Linked DNA regions of Homo sapiens: region 2 is linked to region 1. A link is an interaction called in ENCODE POLR2A ChIA-PET data of the cell type or tissue named here. Cell type or tissue: Caco-2. All regions are shown on one strand. Links, peaks and the distances in the headings refer to the core of each region. The heading gives the core; the rest is flanking DNA. Region 1 has its middle 8.3 kb from the start of TAF5. Region 2 has its middle 20 kb from the start of LDB1.

Evidence for each region. Peaks named below come from ENCODE experiments on the same cell type or tissue, not always from the same donor. Only the 100,000 strongest peaks of a DNase experiment are listed, where the experiment ranks them.
Region 2: POLR2A ChIA-PET joins it to region 1 with 8 read pairs; 1 of 35 experiments calls an interaction of 5 or more read pairs at or near these places.

What each region holds. Positions count from the first base shown.
Region 1 is chr10:103,354,684-103,364,613 of GRCh38, reverse strand. No RefSeq gene overlaps it. Among named protein-coding and RNA genes, the nearest start is that of TAF5, 8.3 kb to the left of the region's middle. RefSeq lists an enhancer at 9,565-9,930. In Caco-2, for the core only: no CTCF peak of the experiment used is centred there; a DNase peak (open chromatin) is centred at 4,513.
Region 2 is chr10:102,095,000-102,104,929 of GRCh38, reverse strand. It overlaps a transcript of LDB1 not described here. Among named protein-coding and RNA genes, the nearest start is that of LDB1, 20 kb to the left of the region's middle. In Caco-2, for the core only: a CTCF peak has its summit at 3,653; a DNase peak (open chromatin) is centred at 3,597.

The DNA of each region.
Region 1 (9,930 bases), core at 1,743-6,742:
AGCCTCCCAAACTCCTGGGATTACAGGAATGAGCCACCGCACCTGGTTAACCCTGTGTTTAAAAAATAATAATAGTAATAATTCTATAACCCCTCACACTTTCTTTTTCTTTTTTTTTTTTTTGAGACGGAGTCTTGCTCTGTCGCCCAGGCTGGAGTGCAGTGGTGTGATCTCGGCTCACTGCAACCTCCGCCTCCCAGGTTCAAGCAATTCTCCTGCCTCAGCTTCCCAAGTAGCTGGGACTACAGTCGTGCACCATCATACCTAGCTAATTTTTGTATTTTTAGTAGAGACAGGGTTTCACCATGCTAGCCAGGCTGGTCTCAAACTCCTGACCTCGTGATCCACCTGCCTCGGCCTCCAAAAGTGCTGGGATTACAGGCGTGAGCCACTGCGCCCGGCATAACCCCTCACACTTTCACACACTAGTTTTAGCATCCATTGCTGAATTTTTTTTTTTTGCGTCAGTTATTAATACCATGGTTACCAATTGGTGCTTTTCTAATTTCATCATTTCTCCTACACTTATTAGTTGGTTTTCTAATGGAAGGAAGAAATTTTCCATCTCTTGGTTGGGCACAGTGGCTCACGCCTGTAATCCCTGTACTTTGGGAGGCTGAGGCCGGGGTGGGGGTCACTTGATGTCAGGAGTTTGAGAATAGCCTGGCTAACATGGTGAAACCCCATCGCTACTAAAAAAAAAAAAAAAAAAAAGCCTGGCATGGTGGCTCACGCCAGTAATCCCAGCTACTTGGGAGGCTGAGAGGAGAATCATTTGAACCCAAGAGGCGAGGTTGCAGTGAGCCGCCATCATGCCACTGCACTCCAGCCTGGGTGACAGAGGAGACTCTGTCTCAAAAAAAATAATAATTTTCTGTCTCCCTATTTATTTATTCACACAGTTACTATCAACATTTTTATTTTGATATTGTCACAAATTTGATCATTAGGATCTCCTTCAAACTGGCTCCTGTATTTCTTTGACATGGCCACATAATTGTTTGAGCACTTCCTTCTTAATTTCTAGCACAATGAGACATTCTACACTCCCTTTATATTGTCCCAGGCTAGAGTACAGTGGCACATTCATGGCTCACAGCAGCCTCGACCTCCCTGGGCTCAGGTGATCCTCCCACCTCAGCCTCCCAGGTAGCTGAGACCACAGGCATGTGCCACCATGCCTGGCTAACTTTTGTGTTTTTTGTAGAGATGGGGTTTTGACACGTTGCCCAAGCTGGTCTCAAACTCCTGAGCTCAAGTGATCCACCTACCTTGGCCTCCCAAAGTGCTGGGAATACAGGCATGAGCCACCGTGCCTGGCAAGTTCCTTTTATTGGTATTAGAAACCAAGACCAGAGTGTGAGGTATGTAATTGCTTCTAGGCCCTCTCAGCAGATAGTGCTGAGAAATGTACATACATCTACATGTACATATCTATCTATATCCATTTATCTTTATCCTTAAGTTCACCTTAAATGTCTCCAATTCTAATCTAGTAAAGCAGAATTTATTCTATCCATTCCCTTTTCTGTATTTTTGACACCCTTTTCCAATAGTGAGAATTCTGTCATTGTTCACAACATATTTACTTACTTGCTCAATCCTAGGATGTAGAGAAAGTGGCTTCAGAATTGCTAACCTATGTCTCTTTTAAAAAAGAAGTGTACTAATTAGATTCAATAATTTTTAGAATGCTGGCAGTTCTAGCTTTGCACAATAGTCTGGGGCCATAAAAAATAAGTGTGCTGGCCAAGTGCAGTGGCTCACGCCTGTAATCCCAGCACTTTGGGAAGCTGAGGCAGGCGGATCACCTGAGTAGAGGAATTTGAGACCAGCTGGCTAACATGGTGAAAACCCATCTCCACTAAAAATACAAAAATTAGCCAGGCATGGTGGCGGGCACCTGTAATCCCAGCTACTTGGGAAACTGAGGCAAGAGAATCACTTGAACCTGGGAGACAGAGGCTGCAGTAAGACAAGATTGCTCCACTGCACTTCAGCCTGGGTGACAGAGCAAGACTCCATCTCAAAAAAAAAAAGTTTGCAAGTGGAAACCATGCAAAGTGATATTAATAATCAATGTTAACATTGCTCTGTGACCTTCAAAAAATGTGAAAATATTCAACAGTCTCTTACTGTTGGGTGTAAATGTATAGAAAAATGAAAAACAGGCCAGGCATGGTGGCTCACGCCTGTAATCCCAGCACTTTGGGAGGCAGAGGCAGGTGGATCAGGAGATGACGAGATCAAGCCCATCCTGGACAACATGGTGAAACTCTGTCTCTACTAAAATACAAAAAATTAGCTGAGCATGGTGGCGTGCACCTGTACTTCCAGCTACTGCAGAGGCTGAGGCAGGGGAATTGCTTGAACCTGGGAAGTGGAGGTTGCAGTGAGCCGAGATCGAGCCACTGCACTCTAGTCTGATGACAGGGCAAGACTCTGTCTCAAAAAAAAAACAAAAATGAAAAACATAGTAAAACTAATATTTATTTGGTACACTGTAACTTAAAATATTAGAAACATTGAGGATTGGCTGGGTGCTGTGGCTCATGCCTGTAATCCCAGCACTTTGGGAGGCCGAGGCGGGTGGATCACGAGGTCAGGAGTTCAAGACCAGCCTGGCCAAGATGGTAAAACCCCTTCTCTACTAAAAATACAAAAGTAGCCGGGCGCAGTGGCAGGCACCTGTAATCCCAGCTACTTGGGAGGCTGAGGCAGGAGAATCGGTTGAACCTGGGCGGCAGAGGTGGCAGTGAAGCAATATTGCGCCACTGCACTCCGGCCTGGGTGATAGAGTGAGACTCCGTCTCAAAAAAAAAAAAAAAAGAAACATTGAGGATTAAAGTGCTTCATTTCTTTGTTAAAAATTCATCAAGAATAATAGGAGTCCAAAAGGCTTATTGGAAAAAAAAAAACTCATTACGAATAGTTTGAATAGTGCTTGCCTTCTTCTCTTATAATTTACAGTATAGTGATAGTGTGTTTTTCGTTCCTTAGCAAATTGTCGTACTCCTTTCTAAGTTTGCATTTTTTTTCTTTTGTGCTTTCAATGTTGTGAAATGTCTCTGAGACCTCGTATTTAATGCAAAGGTTTTTTTGCTGGCAACACTTCCTCTGGGATATCTTCATCCTTTTAATAACAACAAATTTCATCATTTATGTCAATAAATTTGCCATTTATGGGTGATTGAAATTTGACTTCCAACACTTTTCCTTTCGTTACTACACTTTCATGTTTGTTCATTAATTCTTTCTTCTGATTATTTATTTGTTTGTTTTGAGACAGGGTCTCACTCTGTTGTCTGGGCTTGAGTGCAAGGTGTAATTGTGTCTCACTACAGGCTCAACCTCCTAGGCTCAAGGGATCCTCCTACCTCAGCCTCCCAAGTAGCTGGGACTACAGGCTCGAGCCACCACACCTGGCTAATTTTTGTATTTTTTATAGAGACAGGGTTTCACTATGTTGCCCAGGCTGGTCTTGAACTCCTGGGCTCAAATGATCCACCCGCCCGCCTCAGCCTCCCACAGTGCTGGGATTACGGGCATGAGCCATTGTGCCAGCCTGATTATTCATTTTTATAAAATGTCATGTGAGTCACTGGCAGACAAGGAGACAAGACAACTACAACTGAATAAGGTAAGTACAATGACCAATCACCAGCTGACTTTGAAAGAAGTAAGATGCCTGGCGCAGTGGCTCATGCCTGTAATCGCAGCACTTTGGGAGGCCTAGGCGCAGGGATCACCTGAGGTCAGCAGTTCGAGACCAGCGTGACCAACATGGAGAAACCCCGTCTCTACTGAAAATACAAAATTAGCCGGGCATAGTGGCACATGCCTGTAATCCCAGCTACTCAGGAGGCTGAGGCAAGAGAATTGCTTGAACCCGGGAGGCGGAGGTTATGGTGAGCTGAGATCGTGCCATTGCACTCCAGCCTGGGCAACAAGAGCAAAACTCCATCTCAAAAAAAAAAAAAAAAGAAAGAAAAGAAAGAACTGAGATGATGGTTACCGATCACCAGGTGTCTCTTGTTTACTTAGAGATTTGTGGACTGAAGAGCTAGTAGCAAAGTTTATACTTTATGCAATTACAGTTAATATACTATGGTAACTACCTTTGAACCATGTTATTGTTGGACTGATGTTATTTAATTAAACTGTGGTAATTGAAATTCATACATGTCGGAACTGAACAAAGCAAGAACCTTCTGTATTTTTTGTGTTTAGCCTATGGATATATAGTCCAAATCCTATGCTGAAAAGTAATTTGGGTTAGTTCTTCCCCACCCCATCCTTCACGGTGGTTATCTTAATCATTTGAAGCACGGTTTGATTAATTTATTTCTCTTTGTATTCTATATATATATATATATATATATATATATATATTTTTTTTTTTTTTTTTTTTTTTTTTTTTTTTTTTGAGATGGTGTCTCGCTGTTGCCCAAGCTGGAGTGCAGTGGCGCAATCTCGGCTCACTGCAGGCTCCGCCCCCCTGGGGTTCACGCCATTCTCCTGCCTCAGCCTCTGGAGCAGCTGGGACTACAGGTGCCCGCCACTTCGCCTGGCTAATTTTTTGTATTTTTAGTAGAGACGGGGTGTCACTGTGTTAGCCAGGATGGTCTCGATCTCCTGACCTCATGATCCGCCCGCCTCGGCCTCCCAAAGTGCTGGGATTACAGGCGTGAGCCACCACGCCCGGCTGTGTTCAATTTTAGAAGGTTTCCCATCTTATTTTTAAATATAAAATTCAGAACTATGCAAAAAAGTATATTCAGGGAAGTGTCATACCCATTCCTTCTATCCTTTGTTCCACCCCATTCTAACCACACCTTTTTATCCTTTCTGTTTCTTTTTCAAATGTGCAGATAAGGTACAGTATATTTTCTTCTTTCTCTTTCTTTTCTTTTTATTTATTTATTTATTTATTTATTTATTTATTTATTTATTTATTTTTTGAGACAGAGTCTCACCTCTGTCGCCCAGGCTGGAGTGCAATGGCATTATCTTGGCTCACTGCAACCTCCGCCTCCCAGGTTCATGCGATTATCCTGCCTCAGCCTCCTGAGTAGCTGGGATTACAGGCACCTACCACCACGCCCAGCTAATTTTTGCATTTTTAGTAGAGACGGGGTTTCACCACGTTGGCCAGGCTGGTCTCGAATTCCTGACCTCAAATGATCCACCCGCCTCAGCCTCCCAAAGTGCTGGGATTACAGGCATGAGCCACCACGCCTGGCCTTTCTTTCTTTCTTTTTTTTTTTTTTTGAGATGGAGTTTCGCTCTTATTGCCCAGGCTGGAGTGCAATGGCACGATCTCAGCTCACCACAACCTCCGCCTCCCAGGTTCAAGCAATGCTCCCGCTGTAGCCTCCCAAGTAGCTGAGATTACAGGCGCACACCACCACGCCCGGCTATTTTTTGTATTTTTAGTAGAGATGGGGTTTCACCATGTTGGTCAGGCTGGTCTCGAACTCCTGACCTCGTGATCCGCCCGCCTCAGCCTCCCAAAGTGCTGGGATTACAGGCATGAGCCACCATGCCCGGCCAGCCTCTCTTTCTTAAACAAAAGGTGGCATACTATAGATCCTCTTTTTTTTTTTTGAGATGGAGTCTCGATCTCGCTCTGTCGCCCAGCCTACAGTGCAATGGCGTGATCTCAGCTCACTGCAACCTCCGTCTCCTGGCTCCAAGCAATTCTTCTGCCTCAGCCTCCTGAGTAGCTGGGATTACAGGCACACATCACCACACTCGGCTAATTTTTGTATTTTTAGTAGAGACGGGGTTTCATCATATTGGTCAGGCTGGTCTCAAACTCCTGACCTCATGATTCACCCACCTTGGCCTCCCAAAGTGCTGGGATTACAGGCGAGAGCCACCACACCCGACAGGTCCTCTTTTTTAAGTTGCTCTTTTTCACTTAACCATGTATCCTGGAAATCGGCCAGGCGAGGTGGCACACGCCTGTAATCCCAGCACTTTGGGAGGCCGAGGCGGGTGTATCACCTGAGGTCAGGAGTTCAAGACCAGCCTGACCAACATGGTGAAACCCTGTCTCTATTAAATACAAAAAACTAGCTGGGTGTGGTGACACATGCCTGTAATCCCAGCTACTTGGGAGGCTGAGGCAGGAGAATTGCTTGAACCCAGGGAGACAGAGGTTGCAGTGAGCCGAGATTATACCATTCCACTCCAGACTGGGCAACAGGAGCGAAACTCCGTCTCAAAAAAAAAAAAAATGTATCCTGGAAATCGTAACTGTCTTTAGAGAAATTCCTCATTCTTTTCTTTTTTTAGCATTGCACAGTACTCTATCTTGTGGATGTTCAATTGTTTATTTAACTACTCTCCTATGTATGGCCATTTAGTTTCCAGAATTGTGTAATTACCAACAGTGCTGCATTAAATAACCTTTTGTGTATGTATTTTTATATTGTTGGATTGTATCTTCAGAATAAATTCCCAGAAGAGTGATCACTAGGTGAAAAGATAAGTGGACATTTTGTTTTCCCAGGTGTTGCAGAATTCCCCTTCATAAAGTTTGTATCAATTTGCAATCCTGTCAGCAATGTGTGAGAGTGACTATTTCCTCACAGCCTCATCAACAGAGTGAATTGTTACTTCCTAAATTTTTGCCATTCTGATAGGTGAGAAATGGTATCTCAGTATGGTTTATTATTATTGTCATTATCATCATTTAATTTACATGTAATAAAGTTGAACTTTTTTGATGTACTTTTGTGAGTTTTAACACATCTTATAGATTTTTATTTTATTTTTGAGACGGGGCCTGGCTCTGTCACCTAAGCTGGGGTGCAGTGGCACAATTATGGCTCACTGCAGACTCCACCTCGTGGGCTTAAGCAAACCTCCCACCTCAGCGTACCCTCCCATTATCCCTTCCCCAGTAGTTGAGTCTACAGGCGAGTGCTACCACGCCCAGTTAATCTTTTATTTTTTGTATTCTTTTTAGAGACAGGGTTTTGCCATGTTACCCAGCCTGGTCTTGAATTCCAGAGCCCAAGTGACCCACCCGCCTCAGCCTAACAAAGTTATTTATTTATTTTAGAGACAGACTGTCACTCTGTTGCCCAGTCTAGAGTGCAGTGGCAGGATCTTGGCTCACTGCAGCCCCGACCTCTCTGACTCAAGCAATCCTCCCACCTCAGCCTCCCAAGTAGCTGGGACTACAGGCACAGGCCATAACACCTGGTTAATTTTTGTATTTTTTATACAGATGTGGTTTTACCATGTTGCCCAAGGTGGGGCTTTGTCTTTGTAGTGTTTTCCTGGCTATTGTTGCATATTTTTTTTTCTATCACGTATCATAGATGTATTGAAGTTTAAAATCAACATGTCTGTTTCCATGAAAAAGCTTGTATCTATTTGGCATTTTTTCTTTTCTGTTCTTTTTTTTTTTTTTTTTTTTTTTTTTGAGATGGAATATTGCTCTGTCGCCCAGGCTGGAGTGCAGTGGCACGATCTTGGCTCACTGCAACCTCCGCCTCCCAGGTTCAAGCAGTTCTCCTGCCTCAGCCTCCCAAGTAGCTGGGGCTACAGGCGCATGCCACCATGCTCGGCTAATTTTTTGTATTTTAGTAGAGACAGGGTTTCACTGGGTTGCCCAGGCTGGTCTCGAACTCCTGAGCTCAGGCAATCCACCTGCCTTGGCCTCCCAAAATGCTAGGATTACAGGCGTGAGGACCACACTCAGCTATTTGGCTTTATTTCTTTTGATAATTTTCATTTATTTTCCAATTTTTAAATGTGTGTGTGTGTGTGTGTGTGTGTGTGTGTGTGTGTGTGTGTGTGTGTGTGTGATCATGGTCTCTCTCTGTCACCCAGGCTGGAGTGCTGGAGTGCTAGGTGCAGTGATGCTGTCATAGCTCATTGCAGCCTGGAATACCTGGGCTTAAGCAATCCTACGCCTCAGCCTCCTGAGTCACTGGGATCACAGGTGTGAGCCATCCTGCCTGTCTAAAGTTGTACATATTTTTAAGTTTCTTGTTATATGTTAACTAATTTCTTTCTTTTCATTTTTATTTTTAATTTTTTTTCAGACAGGATCTCACTCTGTTGCCCAGGCTGGAGTGCAGTGGCATGATCACAGCTCACTGCAGCCTTGACCTCCTGGGCTCAGTGATCCTCCCACCTCAGCCTCCCAGGTAGCTGGGACTACATGCACGTGCTACTACTGTGGGCAATTTTAAATGTTTTTTATTTTTGTGGAGACGGGATCTCACTATGTTGCCAGGGTGGTCTGGAACTCCTGGGGTCAAGCAATCCTCCTGCCTTGGCCTTTCAAAGTTCTGGGATTACAGGCATGGACCAACACACCAGCCTAATTGCTTTCTTTAAGGTTGTACAGATTACACTGTCAACAGCAATAAAAAAAGGCCTATTTTCACTAAAATAATAACTTGACAATTTCAACATGTGGCCAAAATACAAATGTTTCTACCTTATGACCCACGAATTCCACAGCTAGAAGTATGGAAGTAATTATCAGGTATGCGCTGGCTTTCACAGGGTTGTCCTCTGAAGAATATGATGGTGTAATACCAGGTATTTTAGAAAGTGTAAGTGTGTTCAAGTCCATGAACGGGGATTATGGGAAAGGACTTCAATATTTTATTTTATATACTTTCTCATGTTGTTTTAATTTTTTGTTTTTGTTGTTCTGATAGAGTTTCTCTCTTGTTGCCCAGGCTGGAATGCAATGGCACGATCTCAGCTCACTGCAACCTCTGCCTCCCGGGTTCAAGCGATTCCCGTGCCTCGGCCTCCTGAGTAGCTGGGATTACAGGCATGCGCCACCATGCCTGGCTAATTTTTTGTATTTTTAGTAGAGATAGTGTTTCACCACGTTGTCCAGGCTGGTCCCAAACTCTTGACCTAAGGTGATCCACTCACCTCAGCCTCCCAAAGTGCTAGGATTACAGGCGTGAGCCACTGCGCCCAGCCTTAATTCTTTATCATATGTATTACTTTATATTGTGGTACAATATATCTAAAACATAGAATTTACCACTTTAGCCATATTTAATGTACAGTTCAGTGTCATTAAGTACATTCACACTGTTGCACAGCCATCACCACCCTCCATCTCCAGATTCTTTTCGTCTTCCCAAACTGAAACTCCAAACCCGTAAAACAGAAACTCTCCATTCCTCCTCTGCCCAGCTCCTGGTAACCAGGATTTTACTTTCTGCCTGTATGACCTTAACCACCCTAGGTATCGCATATAAGTGGAATCATATAGTATTTGTCTTTTTTTTTTTTTTTTTGAGGTGGAGTCTCACTCTGTTGCCCAGGCTGAAGTGTAGTGGTGTGATCTTGGCTGGGATTACAGGCTCATGCCAACATGTCTGGCTAATTTATATATATAATTATTTTATTTTATTTTATTTTGAGATGGAGTTTCACTCTTGTTGCCCAGGCTAGAGTACAATGGCGCGATCTCGGCTCACTGCAACCTCCTCCTCCCGAGTTCAAGCGATTCTCCTGTCTCAGCCTCCCAAGTAGCTGGGATTAGAGGTGTGTACCACCACGCCTAGCTAATTTTGTATTTTTAGTAGAGACAGGGTTTCATCATATTGGTCAGGCTGGTCTCGAACTCCAGACCTCAGGTGATCTGCCCGCCTTGGCCTCCCAAAGTGCTGGGATTACAGGCGTGAACCATCTCCTCCGGCCTATTTTTTATATTTTTGGTAGAGACAGGATTTCACCATGTTGGCCAGGCTGGTCTCAAACTCCTGACCTCAAGTGATCTGCCCGCCTCTACTTCCCAAAGTACTAGGATTACAGACATGAGTAGCCTCCTTGTGGTTTTGATTTGCATTTCTTTAATGATTAGTGATACTTAGCAGTTTTTCATATGCTGATTGGCCATTGCTGCTGCTTTTTTTTTTTTTTTTTTTTTTGAGA
Region 2 (9,930 bases), core at 978-5,977, 1.3 Mb after region 1:
GCTGGGGATATGATGTTGAACAAAGCAGAGAAGATGTGACTGCTGAGTGTGAGTGAAGGCTATAAATCCGTAAATGAGGGTGTGTTGTTAAATGTGTGGCTTAGCAGTGCGACTGTGTTGAGTTATGGGGCTGCTGGGACAGTGGTTGTGTGACTCGGTTGGGTATTTGTAGGTTCACGTCTTGTATGTATATGTTTGTGTATGGAGGGAGATAGTCAAGGGAAAAGGTAGATTGCCAGGCCTGGACCCCATCCTACTTGGGGGCAGGGGGTAGGTCAGAGAAGCAGGAAAACACACTATTGAACTCAGGAAACACAGTGGCCAGCAACTTCCTCTGGAGCCCCATATCTGGCTCCTCCCCATTTGCCCCCAGGAACCCCTGGTGAAGAGGAATTACTGGGGTGAGGGAAGAGAGAGACCCTCCAAAACCCTCATGCCCTTTGTTTTCAGGTACATATGTGGGCCCAGTCCCAAGCCTTAGCACATTGCTGAAGAGCTTTGTGCTGCTGAGCTAGGGAGGGCCTGGATCTGTTTATATGTGCAGGTAAGGCAGTGTATACGTGTGTTTGTATGTAGGCATGTATACGCATATGTTTACGTATGTGTCTGTTGGTGAATTAATTCATTCGGATAGTCTGACCATGTACCCCAGCCAGGGCTTCTGGATCCACAGAGGTCTGAACCCAACCCCAAACCTCTGTCCCTCCTGGACTCCCAGCTCCTTCCTCATTTTTCCTGACCCGGTCTGATCTGATTCAGCCAGAGAGCTCCATCCCCTTTCCTAGGAACCTACTGTAGTCTGGTGCAACTTCCAACCCCTCTTTTATACCCTTAGCCCAGTCCAGCCTGACTTCTTTTTTTTTTTTTTAAGATAGAGTCTTGCTGTGTCGCCCAGGCTGGAGTGTAGTGGCATGATGTCGTCTCACTGCAACCTCTGCCTCCTAGTTCAAATGATTCTCATGCGTCCCAAGTAGCTGGGACTACAGGCACATGACACCATACCTGGCTAATTTTTTTATTTTTTATTTTTAGTAGCGACGTGGTTTTACCATATCAGGAGTTCAAGACTAGCCTGGGCAATATAGTGAGACCTCATCTCTACTTTTTCTTTTTTAAGAGATGGAATCTTGTTCTGTCGACGAGGCTGGAGTGCAGTGGCATGATCTCGGCTCACTGCAACCTCCGCCTCCTGGGTTCAAGTGATTCTCCTGCCTCAGTCTCCCTAGTAGCTGAGACTACAGGTGCGCACCACCATGCCCAGCTAGTTTTTGTAATTTTAGTAGAGATGGGTTTTCACCATGTCAGCCAGGCTGGTCTTGAACCCTTGACCTTAAGTGATCTGCCTGCCTTGGCTTCCCAAAATGCTGAGATTACAGACCTGAGTCACTCCACCCAACCGAGACCTCATCTCTAAAATAAATAAATAAGCTGAGTGTGGTGGTGCATCTATAGTCCCAGCTACTTGGGAGGCTGAGGTGGGAGAATTACTTGGGCCTGGGAAGTTGAGACAACAGTGAGTTGTGATTGCACCACTGCACTCCAGCCCAAGTGACAGAGCAAGACTCTCTGTCTCAAACAACAACAACAACAACAACAACAAAACAGGTGCAGTGGTTCAGAACGCCTGTACTCCCAACAATTTTGGAGGCCGAGGCAGGTTGATCACCTGAGGTCAGGAGTTCGAGACCAGTCTGGCCAACATGGTGAAACCCCATCTCTACCAAAGATACAAAAATTAGCTGGGCATGATCATGCACCTGAAGTCCCAGCTACTCGGGAGGCCGAGGCATGAGAATCACTTGAACCTGGGAGGCAGAGGTTGCAGTGAGCTAAGATTGTGCCACTGCACTCCAGCCTGAACAACAAAGTAACACTTTGTCTCAAATATATATATATTGAGTCAGCAGCTCCCTAGTTTCATGATGGACTTCGAAGCCACTGGTTTAAGCTGGGCATAGTGGGACTGTGCCCATATAGTTCTGTGCCTATAGTCCCAGCTACTTGGCAGGTGGCAGGCTGAAGCAAGAGGATTGTTTGAGGCCAGGAGCTTGAGGCCACAGTGTGCTATGATAGCACCAAGGAATCGCCACTGCACTTCAGCCTGGGCAACATAGCAAGACCTTGGTCCCAGCTCCCTAGTACCCAGAATGTTTATAACGACTATGACTGTCATTCATGTGGCCACAGCCCCATTCACTCAGGGCCCAGCTCTGGGGCTCCTCCTAACCCCCACCCTAAGGTCATAGATGAAATGGATGGGAGACTACATACTCAAAAGTTCTAAGCTGGGGAGTGTGGGAAGCTGAATGGGAATGGAAGCTGACTCACACTTCCAGATTCCTTCTTCAGCCTCAGGAGAGGCTCATTTTCCCACTGATTTCAGGACCCATTTCCAGAGGAAGCCAAACCCTGGATTACTTCCCTCCTTGCTGCTCCACCTCTATTCCACCAGCTCACCTCTACAAGAGGAGGACCTAGGGCCAGTCCCTGGAGAAAAGTCCCAAAGGAGCTTGGGGGAGAAAAATCTTCTCCCCATCACCCCCAACAACTGAGGCTGCCTGGAGGATGAGGTAGGCTAATTTCTCTCCCTTTCCTTTAACGGATTTCAGATGCACAGAACTAGATTAATCATAACCTTGGTTCATGACACACTCTCATCATTGTTCCATGCACAGCACACATTTACTTATAAGGCTATCATATGGGGCCAGGTGCGGTGGCTTACGCCTGTAATCCCAACATTTTGGGAAGCCAAGGCAGGTGAATCACCTGAGGTCAGGAGTTCAAGACCCACCTGGCCAACATGGTGAAACCCTGTCTCTATGAAAAATACAAAAAAAAATTAGCTGGGCATGGTGGTGCATGCCTGTTAATTCCAGTTACTTGCGAGGCTGAGGCAGGAGAATCACTTGAGTCCGGGAGGTGGAGGTTACTGTGAGCGGAGATTGCACCATTGCACTCCAGCCTGGGCGACAGAGCGAGACTCCATTTCAAAAAAAGACTATAAGAAATAATCAACATGGGCCGGGCACGGTGGCTCATGCCTGTAATCCCAGCACTTTGGGAGACCAAGGCGGGCGGATCACAAGGTCAGGAGCTTGAGACCATCCTGGCTGACACGGTGAAACCCCATCTCTACTAAAAATACAAAAAATTAGCCGGGTATGGTGGCGGGTGCCTGTAGTCCCAGCTACTCGGGAGGCTGAGGCAGGAGAATGGCGTGAATCCGGGAGGCGGTGCTTGCAGTGAGCCAAGATCGCGCCACTGCACTCCAGCCTAGGCGACAGAGCAAGACTCCGTCTCAAAAAAAAAAAAAAAAAAGAAATAATCAGCATGAAAGCTAGGACCTTGGGAATAACTTGGCAATAAATCTAGCTATGTGTTCCATCTCTCAAGATATCCATCATTCTCTTGTTTTCCTTATATACACACACATATATATTTTATAAGACAGAGTTTCACTATGTTGCTCAGAATGTAGTGCTGTAGCTATTCACAGACCCGATCATAGTGCACTGCAACCTCAAACTCCTAGACTTAAGCAATCGTCCTGCTTCAGCCTCCCAAGTAGCTGGGACTACATGCATAGCTGGGACTGTAGGTGGCACCACTACACCTGGCTCCTTTTCCATACTTACCAGCTGTATGTATTCCTGAAAATTTATAAGAATTTTTAGCTGGGAGCGGTGGCTCACACCTGTAATCCCAGCACTTTGGAAGGTCGAGGCGGGTGGATCACCTGAGGTCAGGAGTTCAAGACCAGCTTGACCAACATGGTGAAACCCTGTCTCTACTAAAAATACAAAAATTGGCCGGGTGTGGTGGCTCACGCCTATAATCCCAGCACTTTGGGAGGCCGAGGCGGGCGGATCACAAGGTCAGGAGATTGAGACCATCCTGGCTAATGCGATGAAACCGCGTCTCCACTAAAAATACAAAAAATTAGCCGGGTGTGGTGGTGGGTGCCTGTAGTCCCAGCTACTTGGGAGGCTGAGGCAGGAGAATGGCAGGTGAACCCAGGAGGTGGAGCTTGCAGTGAGCCGAGATGGCACCACTGCACTCCAGCGTGGGCGACAGAGCGAGACTCCGTCTCAAAATAAAAAAAATAAAACTACAAAAATTAGCTGGGCATGGTGGCAGGCACATGTAATCCCAGCTACTTGGGATTACTCCATCTCAGAAAAAAAAAATTTTTTTTAAGTTTAGTTATTTTTTACATTATTATAAGGGAGTATTGCTGTATGTAATTTTTGGTGGCTTATTATATTGTATTAACAAGATTTATATTGTTACATATTGCTTACAGTTTACTCATTTTGGGAACTCTATAATATTCCATTTTGTGACTCTACCCAGTTATTCATTCTCCTGTCACTGGACATTTGGGTTGTTTCCAGGTTTTGGCTATTGTGAAGAGTATTTCCATAATTTTACTTCCATCTCCTACTGTAAATGTGCAGTTTTTCCTGGTTATATGTTTAGTAGTAGTCTCTGCAAACTCATGTTCCCACCTCTGAAGCCTAAGCTTGAGTGCTTTTACTATGGAAGTTCTACGGTTAACTCAAATTAAAATTTTAACATTTATTGAGTCCCTGCTATATAAACTCTACTCGGCTCGTTCATCCATTCGGTCAACCAAGCTAAATTTAGTGAGCATCTACAAAATGCCTGGAGCTGGAGACAGAACAGTGAATAAGACAATATGGCATATTACACAACTGGGTGGAGAAATAGATATTACAACAAATGGGGGCAGGCACGGTGGCTCACGTCTGTTATCCCAGCACTTTGGGAGGCCAAGGTGGGTGGATCACTTGAGGTCAGGAGTTCGAGACCAGCCTGGCTAATATGGTGAAACACTATCTCTATGAAAAATAAAAAATTAGCCGGATGTGGTGGCACACACCTAATCCCAGCTACTCTGGAGGTTGAGGCATGAGAATCACTTGAACCTGGGAGGCAGAGTTTGCAGTGAGCAGTGATCACGCCACTGCACTTCAGCCTGGGCAACAGAGCAAGACTCCGTCTCAAAAATAAAAAAATAAAATAAACAAATGGCCACATACATACACATACGCAGTGACAATTTTTTTTTTTTTTTTTTGAGACAGGCTCTCACTCTGTTGCCCAGGCTGTAGTGCAGTAATGCGATCATGGTTCGTGGCAGACTTAACCTCCCGGGCTCAATCAATTCTCCTATCTCAGCCTCCAGAGTAGCTGGGACCACAGGCATGCACCACCATGCCTGGCTAATATTTGTATGCTTTTACAGAGACAGGGTTTTGCCATGTTGCCCAGGTTGGTCTCAAACTCCTGGGCTCAAGCCATCCTCCATCCTCCCTCCTCGGCTTCTCAAAGTGCTGGGATTACAGGGGAGAGCCACTGTACCCAGCTGACAATTTATGATATAACCAAATAGTGTAGGATAAACATATAACAGGGAGACCTTATTTAATCTGGTGTGTTAAGGAAAGCCTCTCTGAGGGAATATTTCAGCGGAGACTTGAAGGATGAGGAAGACTTAGTCAAGTAAAGAGTATGGGGAATAGGATTTCAGGTATAGGAAACACACTCTGATGCTGGGGAGTGTTTGCTGGGTTAAATTAGAAGAAGGCCAGCTGCAGTGGCTCACACCTGTAATCCCAGAACTTTGGGAGACTGAGGTGGGTGGATCACTTGGGGTCAGGAGTTCAAGACCAGCCTGGTCAACATGGTGAAACCCTGTCTCTACTAAAAATACCAAAAAAAAATTAGCCAGGTGTGGTGTGCATGCCTGTAGTCCCAGCTGCTCAGGAGGCTGAGGCACAAGAATTGCTCGAACCTGGGAGGCAGAGGTTGCAGTGAGCGAGGATCATGCCACTACACTCCAGCCTGGGCGACTAAGTGGGACTCCATCTCAAAAAAAAAAAAAGAGCCTGGGCGAGGTGGCTCATGCCTGTAATCCCAGCACTTTGGGAGGCCGAGGCGGGCAGATCACCTGAGGTCAGGAGTTCAAGACCAGCCTAGCCAACATGGTGAAACCCCATCTCTACTAAAAAATACAAAAATTAGCTGTGCGTGGTGGCAGCCGCCTGTAGTCCCAGCTACTCGGGAGGCTGAGGCAGGAGAATCGCTTGAACCCAGGAGGTGGAAGTTGCAGTGAGCTGAGATCATGCCACTGCATGGTGAAAGAGCGAGACTCCATCTCAAAGAAAAAAAAAAAAAGGCAGGGCACAGTGGCTCATGCCTGTAATCCCAACACTTTGGGAGGCCGAGGCGGGCGAATCACGAGCTCAGGAGATCAAGACCATCCTGGCTAACACAGTGAAACCCCGTCTCTACTAAAAATACAAAAAATTAGCTGGGCATGGTGGCGGGCGCCTGTAGTCCCAGCTACTCTGGAGGCTGAGGCAGGAGAATGGCGTGAACCTGGGAGGCGGAGCTTGCAGTGAGCCAACATTATGCCACTGCACTCCAGTCTGGGCGACAGAGTGAGACTCCGTCTCAAAAAAAAAAAAAAAAAGATTAGAAGAAAACCAGTGGGTTCTGAACAAGGGCAAATGGTAGCAGGAGGGAGAAGCTGGAGCCAGACTGGACAAGGCTGCTGTGTTGATGATTATTATAATGATAGCGTTTAACATTCATTCTGCACCAGCTACTGTGAGAAACCCTTTAAGTCAATTTTCTCATTAAAAACTGACCAGCCAAGCGAGGTGGCTCACGCCTGTAATCCCAGCACTTTGGGAGGCCAAGGCGGGCAGATCACAAGGTCAGGAGTTCGAGACCAGTTTGGCCAACATGGTGAAACCCTGTCTCTACTAAAAAAATACAAAAATTAGCTGGGCATGGTGGCATGTGCCTCGGGAGGCTGAGGCAGGAGAATTGCTTGAAAGTGGGAGGTGGAGGTTGCAGTGAGCCGAGATCGCACCACTGCACTCCAGCCTGGGCAACACAGCAAGACTCTATCTCAAAACAAACAAACAAACAAAAAAAACTGACCACATTGGGCCAGGCGCGGTGGCGCACGCCTGTAATCCCAGCACTTTGGGAGGCTGAGGCAGGCAGATCACCAGGTCAGGAGTTCAAGACCAGCCTGGCCAACATAGTGAAACCCTGTCTCTACTAAAAATACAAAAATTAGCCGGGCGTGGTGGCGGGCGCCTGTAGTCCCAGCTACTTGGGAGGCTGAGGCAGGAGAATCGCTTGAACCCGGGAGGCAGAGGTTGCAGTGAGCGGAGATCGTGCCACTGCACTCCAGCCTGGGCGACACAGCAAGACTCTGTCTCAAAACAACAACAACAACAAACAAAAAAAAACCTGACCATACTGTATGATGTAGGTACTGGGGGAATTGGTTCCAGAATGGATATCAAAACCCACGGATGCTTAAGTCCCTTATATAAGATGGTATAGTCTTTGCATATGACCTATGCATATTCTCCCATATACTTTAAATCATCTCAAGATTACTTATAATACTTAATACAATGTAAATGCTATATAAATAATTGTTATATTGTGTTGTTTAGAGAATAATGACAAGGAAAAATCTCTGTACATGTTCAGTGCAGATGCAACCATCCTTTTAGGGGGAATTTTTTTTTCTTATCTTTTTCTATAATGATGTTGACATCATATTTTTGGAATATTTTCCATCCGTGGTCAGTTGAATCCACAAATGCAGAACCTGAACATATATATGGAGGACCAATTAGCTCCCATTTTATTTATCTTTATTTTTATTTATTTTTTATTATTTTATTTATTTATTTATTTATTTTGATTCAGAGTCTCACTCTGTCGCCCAGGCTGGGCTGCAGTGGCGCGATCTTGGCTCACTGCAAGCTCCACCTCCCAGGTTCACGCCATTCTCCTGCCTCAGCCTCCCGAGTAGCTGGGACTACAAGCGCCCACCACCACACCTGGCTAATTTTTCTTTGTATTTTTAGTAGAGACGGGGTTTCACCGTGTTAGCCAGGATGGTCTCAATCTCCTGACCTCATGATCCGCCTGCCTCGGCCTCCCAAAGTGCTGGGATTACAGGCGTGAGCCACCGCACCTGGCCGCTAGCCTGGCCTATTTTTTATTTTTATTTATATATTTTGTGAGACAGGGTCTCACTGTCACCCAGGCTGGAGTGCAATGATGCTATCATATCTCATCTCAGCCATGAACTCCTGGGTTCAAAGGATTCTCACGCCTCAGCCGTTCAAATAGCTAGGACTAAAGGCATGCACTACTACGCCCAGCTGTCTCCCATTTTATTTACCTAGGAGGAAACTAAGGAACAGAGAGGTCAAGCAGCTTGCCCAAGGTCACAGAGCCAGCAAGGATTTTGAATTTCATCCAAATGTAATGGGTTGTCACCAAAGGATCTAATGCAGGTCATGTTTAAGAGCTGGTCCCTGCCTTCCAGAAAAGAGAGAAAGGGCCGGGTGTGGTGGCTCACACCTGTACTCCCAGCACTTTCGGAGGCCGAGGCGGGTGGATCACCTGAGGTCAGGAGTTCAAGACCAGCCTGGCCAATGAAGTTTAGACTTAATTTTATAGAGAGTGGAAAACCACCAAAAGTTTTTCAACAGAGAAGTGACCTACTCAGATCTGTTATTTTTTAAATTTTTTTATTTTTTTTAAATAAGGTTAGTTTGATGTGGTGTGTAGAACTGGAGAGGGGAAACTAATTAGGAGGCTATGAGGTCCATGCTGCTAGTAATGTAGAAAACCCAAACCAAACCACACAAAAAGATCCTAACTTATAAAATAAAACAAATACAAGATTAAAGAATTAGTCCGGGTGTGGTGGCTCACGCCTGTAATCCCAGCACTTTGGGAGGCCGAGGTGGGTGGATCACCTGAGGTCAGCAGTTCAAAACCTGAGGTCAGGAGTTCAAGCCTGGCCAACATGGTGAAACCCTGTCTCTACTAAAAATACAAAAAAAAACTAGCCAGGTGTGGTAGCAGGTACCTGTAATCCCAGCTACGGGAGGCTGAGGCAGGAGAATTGCTTGACCTGGGAGGCTGAGGTTGTAGTAAGCTGAGATAGTGCCACTGCACTCCAGCCTGGGTGACAGAGAAGACTCCATCAAAAAAGAAAAAAAAAAAAAAAGAAAAACAAGATTAAAGAATTAAATGTAAGTAAATAAAGTTAGAAGAAAATGAGATTAAATAGTATTCATCAGCCTTGTAGGAATATGTGTGTGGGTGATAAACTTGCAAGCTTAAATACTATAGAAGAAATCAAAAAGGAAGAGAGTAAATTTTATCCCAATTAAAAAAAAAAAAAGGAAAGAATGACCAGTTTGACTACATACAAATTTACAACTTTGGTGTATATATGTATAAGTAAAAACGAAACCAAACCTCTAAAGAGAACAAACAAGAAAGCAATATGCTGAGAAATATATTTGCAGCAAATATGATAAAGAGTTAAAATGTTTTTGTATAAGTAGGGTGCAGTGTGGGACACCTGTAGTCCAAGCTACTGGGGAGGGTGAGGCAGGAGGATCCCTTTATAAAGCTTCGGAGTTTGAGGCCGGGCGCAGTGGCTCACACCTGTAATCCCAGCACTTTGGGAGGACGAGGCGGGCGGATCACAAGGTCAGAAGATCGAGACTATCCTAGCTAACACGGTGAAACCCCTTCTCTACTAAAAAATATAAAAAATTAGCCGGGCACGGTGGCGGGCGCCTGTAGTCCCAGCTACTCAGGAGGCTGAGGCAGGAGAATGGCATGAACCTGGGAGGCGGAGCTTGCAGTGAGCCAAGATTGCGCCACTGCACTCCAGCCTGGGTGAGAGCGAGACTCTATCTCAAAAAAAGAAAAAGAAAAAAAAGCTTCGGAGTTTGAGCCCAGCCTGGGCAGCATAGCAAGACTCTGATCCTAAAAATAAATAAATAAATAATTTTTGTATAATTAATTTATGCAAAATAGGTTTTGTTTTGTTTTTTAAAA